Linked DNA regions of Homo sapiens: region 1 is linked to region 2. A link is an interaction called in ENCODE POLR2A ChIA-PET data of the cell type or tissue named here. Cell type or tissue: OCI-LY7. All regions are shown on one strand. Links, peaks and the distances in the headings refer to the core of each region. The heading gives the core; the rest is flanking DNA.

Region 1 (5,381 bases), core at 300-5,299, 140 kb before region 2:
TGGTGCGATCTTGGTTCACTGCAACCTCCACCTCCTGGGTTCAAGCAATTCTCCTGCCTCAGCCTCTCAAGTAGCTGGGATTACAGGCGCCCACCACCACGCCCAGCTAATTTTTTGTATTTTTAGTAGAGACGGGGTTTCACTATGTTGGTCAGGATGGTCTCGATCTCCTGACCTCGTGATCCGCCCGCCTCGGCCTCCCAAAGTGCTGGGATTACAGGTGTGAGCCACCGCGCCTGGCCCAGATCAGTGGTTTTCACTTTTTTTTTTTTTTTTGGCTAGGTCCTACTAGTGGCTCTATTTTACAGAGAAAGTTTGAACTATAACTTCCTCCTAAGGACTCTGCAGGCCAGTTTAAAAACTGGCAGCCTAGATATCTATAAAGTAGATAGTTTTGATTTTGTTAATTATAAATCGCATTAGAATACTTTTTTTTTTTTGAGACGGAGCCTCACCGTGTTACCCAGGCTGGCATACAGTGGTACAATCTCGTCTCACTGCAAACTTCACCTCCCGGGTTCAAGCAATTCTCCTGCCTCTGCCTCCTGAGTAGCTGAGATTACAGGCGCTTGCCACCACACCTGGCTAATTTTTGTGTTTTTAGTAGAGACAGGGTTTCACCATGTTGGTCAGGCTGGTCTTGAACTCCTGACCTCATGATCTGCCCACCTCAGCCTCCCAAAGTGCTAGGATTACAGGCGTGAGCCACTGTGCCTGGTCTAGAATATTTTTTATTTTATTTTTATTTTTATTTTTTTTGAGACAGAGTCTTGCTCTGTTGCCCAGGCTGGAGTGCAGTGGCGCGATCTCGGCTCACTGCAAGCTCCGCCTCCTGGGTGTCAAGTAATTCTCATGCCACAGCCTCCCAAGTAGCTGGGACTACGGTGTGTACCACCGCGCCTGGCTAATTTTTGTATATATATATATTTTTGGTAGAGATGGGTTTTCACCATGATGGCCAGGCTGGTCTCAAACTCCTGGCCTCAAGTGAACCACCTGCCTCAGCCTCCCAAAGTCCTGGGATTAGAGGCATGAGCAACCATGTCCAGTCTAGAATACATTTAATATTGCAACCCCATACACACACACACACACACATACATGAATATATATACACGATCCATGAAACAATACTTAACCCGCTATATGCGATTCAGACTCAAGTTTATTGTTTTCTTTTTCTTTTAATGCTAGTTGTGATACATTAAATTTTACAATTCACTCATGGGTCTCAACCTACAGTCTGTGAAACACTTCCTTAAGGTAGCTTCCAGCTAAGGAGTTTACAATTCTACTGATATTAAGTTGTTCCCGTCGTTCCTCCTGCCCCATCTGGTGAGAGGTATCCATAGCCCTCTGCAAACAGGGTGCTTCTCTTGGGACTCAGCACCCATCAGCTCCTCCTCTCTGATAGACATGAAATATAAGGGTCAGCATCTTGGCAGAAACCCCGAGAGAAAAAAAAAAAAAAAAGCTCGGGGCAGTCTGAGCTATGTGAGTCATGCAACATTTATCAAGCTCACAGATATAGGAGCATGGGACTTTAGTCATCCCTCTTCCCCACAACCCCATGCTCCGGGGCAACTGTTCAAAGGCATTTTGTTCCTGACTAGCTGCCTCACCCACTATCTTCATGCTCTTGGAATCTGTGATACAAAGAACAATGTACGGCCAATCAAGAACTAATTTTTTTTTCTTTGAGACGGAGTCTCACTCTGTTGCTCAGGCTGGAGTGCAGTGGCCTGATCTCACTGCAACCTCCGCTCCCCCGGTACAAGCGATTCCCCTGCCTCAGCCTCCCGAGTAGCTGGGATTACAGGAGTGCACCACTGCGCCCAACTAATTTTTGTATTTTTTAGTAGAGATGGGGTTTCACCATGTTGAGCAGGCTGGTCTTGAACTCCTGACTTCATGATCTGCCCGCCTCGGCCTCCCAAAGTGCTGGGGTTGCAGTCATGAGCCACCGCGCCCGGCCCCTATTTTTATTTTGGTTTTTTTTTAAGACAGTCTTGCTCTGTCGCCCAGGCTAGAGTGCAGTGGCATGATCTTGGCTCACTACAAGCCTCCCAGGTTCAAGCAATTCTCCTGCCTCAGCCTCCTGAGTAGCTGGGATTACAGGCACGTGCCACCACACCCAGCTAATTTTTGTATTTTTAGTAGGTATGGGGTTTTGCCATGTCGGTCAGTCTGGTCTCAAACTCCTGATCTTAGATGATCTGCCCGCCTCGGTCTCCCAAAGTGCTGGGATTACGGGCACGAGCCACTGTGCCCGACTGAGCTTATGTGATAGATGTAATAAATTCTTGGTAAACAATTTCAGAACTGCCTCTTCTTTATTCCTTCAAGAGACCCATTTGTAACTGCTGCTAATTGGAGTGTATATTTAGGACAACCTGAATCTATCCTCTTGGGTAGCCAACCTCAAGCTCTGGGCTCTGTACGTAGTCTTATTTTTTGAATCTCGTTATTCAAGCTTGACATTCTTATAATTATGAAAGCCTGCCAACCTGCTACATATTGACAAACATGAAACGTTTTTGCCAAGAGCTTTGGAAAAACCTGTACTTCAGATCCTACTGTGAACCCAAAGTGTCTGAGACAGGTCTCAATCAATTTAGAAAGTTTATTTTTGCCAAGGTTAAGGATGTGGCCATGGCAGCCTCAGGAGGCCCTAATGACACGTGCCCAAGGTGGCGTGGGTACAGCTTGCTTTTATGCATTTTAGGGAGCCATGAGACATCAGTCAATACGTGTAAGATGTACGTTCAGTCTGGAGAGGCAGGACAACTTGAAGCAGGGTACAAGAGGAGGTTCCAGGTGATAGGTAGATAAGAGACAAAAACAGTTGCATTCTTTTGAGTCTTTGATTAGCCTTTCACTGAATATACAATTTATATGTGACAGGAAAGTAGAGAAATAGTCACCTATGTTTTAGTTTGGCTCAGTGAATATACATTTTTACATAAAAAAAATAGGGCAGAGGGGCTGGGTGCAGTGGTTCACGCCTGTAATCCTAGCACTTTGGGAGGCCGAGGCCGGCAGATCACTTGAGGCCAGGAGTTTGAGACCAGCCTGGGTAACATGATGAAACCCCATCTCTATTAAAAATACAAAAAATTAGCTGGGCATGGTGGTATATGCCTGTAGTCCCAGCTGCCTGGGAGGCTGAGGTGGGAGGATCGCTTGAACTCCGGAAGCAGAGGTTGCAGGGAGCTGAGATTGCACCACTGCACTCCAGCCTGGGCGACAGAGGGAGACCCTGTCTCAAAAAATAAAATAAAATAAAATAAATAAAAGAGGGCAGAGGAAGCAATCAAATATGCATTTGTCTCAGGTGGCCAGTGGGATGACTGTCTCTCCCGCACCTGTGAAGACGAGCCATCAATTTACATTGCCAGGGTGAAATTCATCATAACTGTTTTATAGTAAAGATGTTGAGTAACTGTTTTATAGTAAAGATGTTTTATAGTAAAGTAAAGGAATTTCCTCGTGGGCACATTGTGAGGGAGGTACGTCGCTTTTTTATCTTTGCAGCTATCTCATTTAGAAATAAAATGGGAGGCAGTTTTACCTGATGCAGTTCCCAGCTTGACTTTCCCGTCGGCGTAGTGATTTTTGTGTCCCGAGGCTTATTTTCCTTTCACGCTACCAATTCATCAAACTAGGAGCACAGCAATAACTGAGTCCCTAAGAGCCAAAGGGCAACGTTCGGTATGAACTAAGATGGGTCTTTCAAATCAAAAATATGGGAATCTTAGAGTTGATCTTGCAGGATTGAGCAGAGTTGGGGCCTCAAAATACGCCTGCCTGTATGTAGAAGGATCGCTCGATTCTGGGAGGTGGAGTTTGCGGTGAGCCAAGATTGAGCCACTGCACTCCAGCCTGGGCAAAAGAGTGAGACCCTGTCCAAAAAGAAAAAAAAAAGCCTGCAGGGTGGGTGACTCACATATGTAGTCCCAGCACTTCAGGAGGCCAAGGCAGAATTGCTTGAGGCCAGGAGTTCAAGATCAGTCTGGAAGACATAAAGAGACCCCTTCTCTATAAAAAAATTTTAACACAATTAGCCAGGCAGGCCAGGTGTGGTGGCTCACGCCTGTAATTCCAGCACTTTTGGAGGGTGAGGCGGACAGATTGCTTGAGCTCAGGAGTTTTGAGACCAGCCTGGGTAACATGGCGAAACCCCTTCTCTATTAAAAATACAAAACATTAGCTCGGCATGGTGGCGTGCACCTGTGGTCCCAGCTACTTGGGAGGCTGAGGCAGGATGATCCTTTGAACCCAGGAGTTCAAGGTTCAAAGTACAGTGAACTATGATCATGCTGCTGCACTCCAGCCTGGGTGACAGAGACCCTGTCTCTAAAAAAATAAAAAATTAATGCCATGCAATTTTCAACTTCTAAACTTGGATTTCTTGGGATAATAAGCTACACCCTAAACCCCAGTGTTTTCCTAACAACCACACATTTGGGTGGTGTTTCTATATCCACTTTTTTTTTTCTTTTCTAAGACAAGGTCTCGTTCTGTCACCCAGGCTGGAGTGCAGTGGTGTAAATATGGCTCATTGCAAGCCTCGACCTCCCAGGCTCAAGTGATGTTCCTGCCTCAGCCTCCCAAGTATCTGGGACTATAGGCACACACCACTATGCCCGGATAATTTTTGTATTTTTTGTAGAGACAGGTTTCATCATGTTGCCCAGGCTGGTCTCAAACTCCTGGGCTCAAGTGATCCACCTACCTTGGCCTCCCAAAGTGTTGGGATTATAGGTGTGAGCCACTATGCCGCACCCTACATTCACTATCTTATGTGACTGTTATAATATTAGAAGTTGGACAGGTATATTGAGGAATTTTTTTTTTTTTTTTTTTTTTTTTTTTTTGAGACAGAGTCTTGCTCTGTCACCCAGGCTGGAGTGCAGTGACACAATCTCGGCTCACTGCAACCTCTGCCTCCCAGGTTCAAGCGATTCTCCTGTCCCAGCCTCCCAAGTAGCTGGGACTACAGGCGTGCACCACCACGCCCATCTAATTTTTGTATTTTTAGTAGAGACGGGGTTTCACCATGTTGGCCAGGATGGTCTTGATCTCCTGACCTCGTGATCCACCCGCCTCGGCCTCCCAAAGTGCTGGGATTACAGGCGTGAGCCACCGTGCCCCACCGAAAATATTGGGTTCTTTATCAGATGGTAGGAGGGACAATATTAATTAGAACTGCACCTACCAGTTACCTTGTCACACTCTCCCTGAGTCTCCTGATCCTGTTTATAAAATGGGAACACATTTTGGTTTGGCCATAATTCCCTATTCTCAACCTCCACATATGAGTATGAGAGTACTACAAATATCATCAGCTCCACTCTACGGACTCTGAGTCCAGCCCTGGA
Region 2 (5,381 bases), core at 189-5,188:
ATAGAGGGGTGTGTCTGGGTCTGTTCTGCTGAGCTCTCACAGGGGTTGAACTCAGGTCCCCATTCTTCCCCCAGCCCCTTGAAAAGGAGCAGCTTTGTTTACCTTTCCTTTTTGTAATAGTTTTACATTGGCTTTGTGTAAGATTTCATTTGAACAAAGAGCAGAGTCCTATGGCTTAAAAATAAGTATTCGAAATCCCACTGCACTAGATAACCTCTACTGTCATTTATAGTTCCACATTTTGGAGATTTTTTTTTTTTAACCGAGACAAAAAGTAAGTCTTTACCCGGAATAAATCATTTTTAACCAAAGGGGAAACCAGGGTAAAAGGTTTCTTGGGGAAGAGCTGAAAGTGCAGTGGTTATTTACAGAGTGAGCAGTGACTCACCACCTTGAACTCTGGCACTGCACGGCATTAATGTTCAACAGGACTCTTGTGAAAGGAACAAACACAATATTGCACTTCTCTGTCTTATTAGCTAAATGTAAGTGATGCGTATTGAAAATACTACACACAAAAAAACTCAACTCAATGGACTGATTTAAAAATAGTTACTAACTTTATTTGTATTCGTTTTAAAAACAGAACTTGTTACAGGTAATCACGAAGCTTCCAAAAAAAAATTACATTCTGCTTTTGTCATCTTGATAGGACAAGGAATGTTTAGATGTCCTTAAAACACAGGGTAAAGTTGACAAATAACAAACTACTACAAACTATGGATTGTCACTTCAAGCACACTAAAATGTGGAATACATGTACATAAATTACTGACCAGTTTTTTGCAATACAAAGAGTATGCACTACAGCTTATATACCATAAAGGTAACATGCCCCAAAATATAACAGAAGATCACAAACACGTTCGGAGAAAATAATAACTTTGACTCTTGGGTTCAATTAAGATTGAAGTGAAATGATTGGGAAAGTTTTCTGAAACTTGAAGGGCACGCACATTATAGCAGAACCGTCAATCAACAATCACGTGGGGTTGAAAAGCAGCAAGAAGAATATGGCACGGTAACAGGGGTAACCACCTTTCTCTCTCCTCAGTCCCCAATTTGAGTTAGGAAGATTGAGGACTAAACAGAAAACAGTATTTAAAAACATGTATTATCTGCATAGATAGAAATCTTCCATTACGATGAGAGTGAACATTCGGTCAAAGCTATGCAGGAGTGCCAAGAGTCTGCAGGATATGATTCTGTTTCAAAAGGAAATATATAGGTTTACATCCAGACAGACCACATAACGAATTTAGTGAAAGATCTTTACGCTGTTATTTAAGTGGGTAGAGACGCTGACTCAGCCCCAGGTTAGTTCTTGACCTTGGCTAAAAACTCTACTTTGAACGTGATGATTTTTATAATCTTTGTCAGTGAACCCAGCAGTTGTTGCTTTCAGTTGTCTTATGGATTGTACATTTGGTAATAAGAAAACAGTCTCCAAATGATTAACATTTTCCCCTGATTCACAATGAAACAACGGCATTCTGACGAAGATGATCCATACACCGAGGGGAGTTTAAAAGACAAATAAGTATTCAGCGAATTGTAGGACAAGGTTCATAAATCTTTTAAAACTTTTTAAATAGTGAGTTTCTGTAACATGGACTTACAGCTCCAGCTAGGAAGCAACTATTGCCCCATCTTTTGTTCCTTTATATTGTCACCCCAATTATAAATAATTTGTTTCTTTTAGTACAGGAAGATATAAATGCAAATGTGCAAAAAAAGGAAGAAGGAAAGATGGACCAAGTTCACCTGTTTGGTACGTACAGGGTCCACAGCTCTGCAGAAAGGGGAGAAACCTGGTAGACAGAGGGCCTGACGCACCATAGCATTGAGCACATTTTCCACTGCTTAATTATGTGTGAGATTTTCCCTTTTAAAATAAATCTATGGTCTGTGAAATAGTCTGTATAAAAATATGAAGCCTTGAATAGGCCAGTCATAGCAGTTCCGTCTTGAATAGAACTCAATTTTACAAGCACGGAGTGAGAGTATCATTCCACTGCAAACTCTTTTATTTCCACAACATATTAGATCTCATTCTGCTTTAGTAGAGTTACCTCTTAAGTACGACTATTAGTCATTTCATTAATATGAAAATCTGGGAAGGCCCACATAAAATACCAACATAATTGCTGGCTACCAAGATAAAATTATTTAGGCAGATTCCAGCCCCAATGGTTCAATGATAACAAAACTACAAAACATGGGACATCAAATTCATTAATAAAATTATTAAGTCACCTCTTCCATCGAATGATGAGATTTTTCTTATTCACTGTTTCCCATCAGGGAAAAAAGAATCCTCCCACCTCATGCCTTTTTTTTTTTCTGATGCCAGGAATTAGTATTCATTGCCTCTTTAAGAGGCCAATGCAAAAAAAGGTAGAAAAAGCCCTAGCCCAGGAGTTGGGATTGCCAGTTGTAGTCCCTGGGTTGCCTTGCTGGGGGTGCCTAAGTCAGTGCCATAACCTCAGTTTTTCTAATCTGTGTAACATGGGGATAGAGTATATGATTTCCAAGGTCACTTTCACCTCTGTGATTGAGCCTCTAAGAAAGCCAAATCTTTTCACTTTGTAATCATGACATTTTTAAAAGATGGAGTTAATATGAATGGGAAACTTTTTTTTTTTTGAGCCAGGGACTTGCTATGTTGCCCAGGCTGGTCTTGAACTCCTGAACTCAAGTGATCCTCTCACCTCAGCCTCTCAAATAGCTGAGACTACAGGCACACACCACTGCACCTGGCTAAAGACTATATTCTTAAAGAATAAAAGTACTGCACTTCACCTCTATCTCCTGGTATCTCTTCAATTCAAACACACCATTAATGACTACAATATTTTATTTAAGGCCGGGCGCAGTGGCTCACGCCTGGTTAATCCCAGCACTTTGGGAGGCCAAGGCAGGCGGATCACTAGGTCAGGAGATCGAGACCATCCTGGCTAACGTGGTGAAACCCCGTCTCTACTTATAAAAAAAAAAAAAAAAAAAATTAGCCGGGCGTGGGAGCGGGCGCCTGTAGTCCCAGCTACTTGGGAGGCTGAGGCAGGAGAATGGCGTGAACCCGGGAGGCGGAGCTTGCAGTGAGCCGAGATCACGCGGCTGCGCTCCAGCCTGGGCGACAGAGTGAGACTCTGTCTCAAAATAAATAAATAAATAAATAAAAATAAAAAATAAAAAATATTTTATTTAAACCTTTATGTTGAACTTAAAAGTTCCTTGAAGCTTTGCTTTGGCTCTTAATTACTGGTATGTTTTTGAGTACAACATTTTGAAGAAGCAGAATGTGAAAAGACTAATTTGCTTTCCAGCTGAGTTTTAGTTCTCGAAGGCAATGGAACTGTTGCTATCCACTTCTGCCTCTTAGTACCTTAAACCTCAGAGATGCTCACTGGAACACTTTTTACATGGATTTGTCTTTGGTTTCATCAGGTGAGTGTGCTACAAAAATCTAGAACCTAAGAGCCAATGCAGCGTCGGTTCTGTGACTATCCTTGTTAAGTGTTACGGTTTTCTAATCCTTCACAAATGTTTTTTTCCCAACACAAAGCACCATTATCTTTCCTCACAATTTTCAACATAGTTTGATTCCCATGAAGAGGTTATGATTTCTAAAGAAAACATGGCTACTATACTATCAATCAGGGTTAAATCTTTTTTTTTTGAGACGGAGTTTCGCTCTTGTTGCCGAGGCTGGAGTGCGATGGCGTGATCTCGGCTCACCGCAACCTCCGTCTCCCGGTTCAGGAAATTCTCCTGCCTCAGCCTCCCAAGTAGCTGGGATTACAGGCATGTGCCACCATGCCAGGCTAATTTTGTATTTTTTAAGTAGAGACAGGATTTCACCATGTTGGTCAGGCTGGTCTTGAACTCCTGACCTCAGGTGGATCCACCCACCTTGGCCTCCCAAAGTGCTGGGATTATGGTGTGAGCCACCACACCTGGTCCTATCAGGGTTAAATCCAAGTAATAACTCAATTTCAAAAAAATTGCAGAAAAGCCTATTAAAAGAAAAAAAAAACCATGAGACTTATCTCTTGTAAATTTGTTACATGAACTAGATATTAAACAGCCAAAAAAGGACAGCGATGATAGTATCTGTTAAGATCCTGGTTCATTTCACAATATGAAAAAGTTGATGGGTACTTAGTAGCTTTTTTAAAAAAATTCATTTTATTATATTATACTAGAAAAATGAAAATATTAATACTTTCCATTCAGAAAAGCTTAAATGACTCGTCTCTAATTTTGGTTTAAAGTTTTCTTCAATTTATTCAAGGCTCTCAAAAAAAAAATAGAAAAGCACTGTAATTTGCACTGCTTGACTGTAAAATGTTTTATGTGTTAGGAATAGAATATTCTTTAATGGGCAGGCAGAGAATGAAAGCCAAGCCAAATAACAAAATCTCATGGGTTTTGATCACTTAGAAAATTACAGTGAATCAATATTACCTAAAAGGAAATTCAAAAAATTCCCAATTGTTGATAATACATGTCTCCTGGCATACAGGGTCCATCTTGCAGTAAAAAATGGGCACAATGCTGAGTTCAGAACTGCAGAGTAAATTTATTGGGTGGTTGTCGGTTAAAATGACAAATGATGATCTGAATTCAATACATTAAATTGCTGATAGAATTGCAAATTTCAACTGAATTTACATTGAGGCCTAGCAGTGGTAGTTGGCTACAACTGGAACAGTTTATCACCTCAGGGTATTTGAGGGCAAGGAAGATACAGAAAAAAAAAAAATTAGGGGTATGCAACACAGTTTAAGTGCTCAGAAATAAATTTTACCACAGTGAGAACGAAACCACAATGACATGTTACTAACACTGTGCAGACGTCATGGTTGAATGCCTGCGTTCTGTTCCTTCCTGGTGGCAGCCGCCTTGGTTCATTAGTTCTCATGTTTGCAGCTCCTTCACATGCCCCGGAGCTTCCCAAGTGTGCCACTCAAAGGAAACAGCACAGTGAGTGGAGGCCAGCAGACCCACCCGGCCCAAAACAGAGCCTTCTCAGTTATGAGACTTTTCTACAGAAGGGACTTCAAAGTCTAAACAGACCAGAGAGAGTTAAAAAGATCCTGCTGCTTCTTAGGGAAGTTCAAAGGTACATTCTGACACCTAAGTGGGAAACAATTCTGTTTTAGGAAAAGTGCCAACTGCAATCCGGGTACAAAATTTCAACAAAAAGAAAAGTAAAACTGAATGATCTCCCCCTCATTCCCTAATTCATAGAAAAATAGTAGGTGTGACTTTTGTTTCAAAGCAAGCTGAAAAATGGTTAAATGGACAATTTACAAATGGTCTTCAGAAAACCTTATCATTACCTTTTCTAGTTGAAAGTCCATGAATGACATACATAA

What was found. Peaks named below come from ENCODE experiments on the same cell type or tissue, not always from the same donor. Only the 100,000 strongest peaks of a DNase experiment are listed, where the experiment ranks them.
Region 1: POLR2A ChIA-PET joins it to region 2 with 26 read pairs; 2 of 35 experiments call an interaction of 5 or more read pairs at or near these places.

Annotation. Positions count from the first base shown.
Region 1 is chr1:24,680,018-24,685,398 of GRCh38, reverse strand. No RefSeq gene overlaps it. Among named protein-coding and RNA genes, the nearest start is that of SRRM1, 39 kb to the right of the region's middle. RefSeq lists an enhancer at 1,367-1,661. In OCI-LY7, for the core only: no CTCF peak of the experiment used is centred there; no DNase peak of the experiment used is centred there.
Region 2 is chr1:24,536,198-24,541,578 of GRCh38, reverse strand. RCAN3 (RCAN family member 3) reads right to left here. Exons shown (of 5, transcript NM_013441.4): 5 at 539-5,381. NCMAP-DT (NCMAP divergent transcript) reads left to right here. Exons shown (of 3, transcript NR_109781.1): 3 at 1,703-2,305. Among named protein-coding and RNA genes, the nearest start is that of NCMAP-DT, 17 kb to the left of the region's middle. RefSeq lists enhancers at 226-520, 5,031-5,120, 4,947-5,381. In OCI-LY7, for the core only: no CTCF peak of the experiment used is centred there; a DNase peak (open chromatin) is centred at 4,868; H3K4me3 peaks cover 1,876 bases; H3K27ac peaks cover 3,209 bases.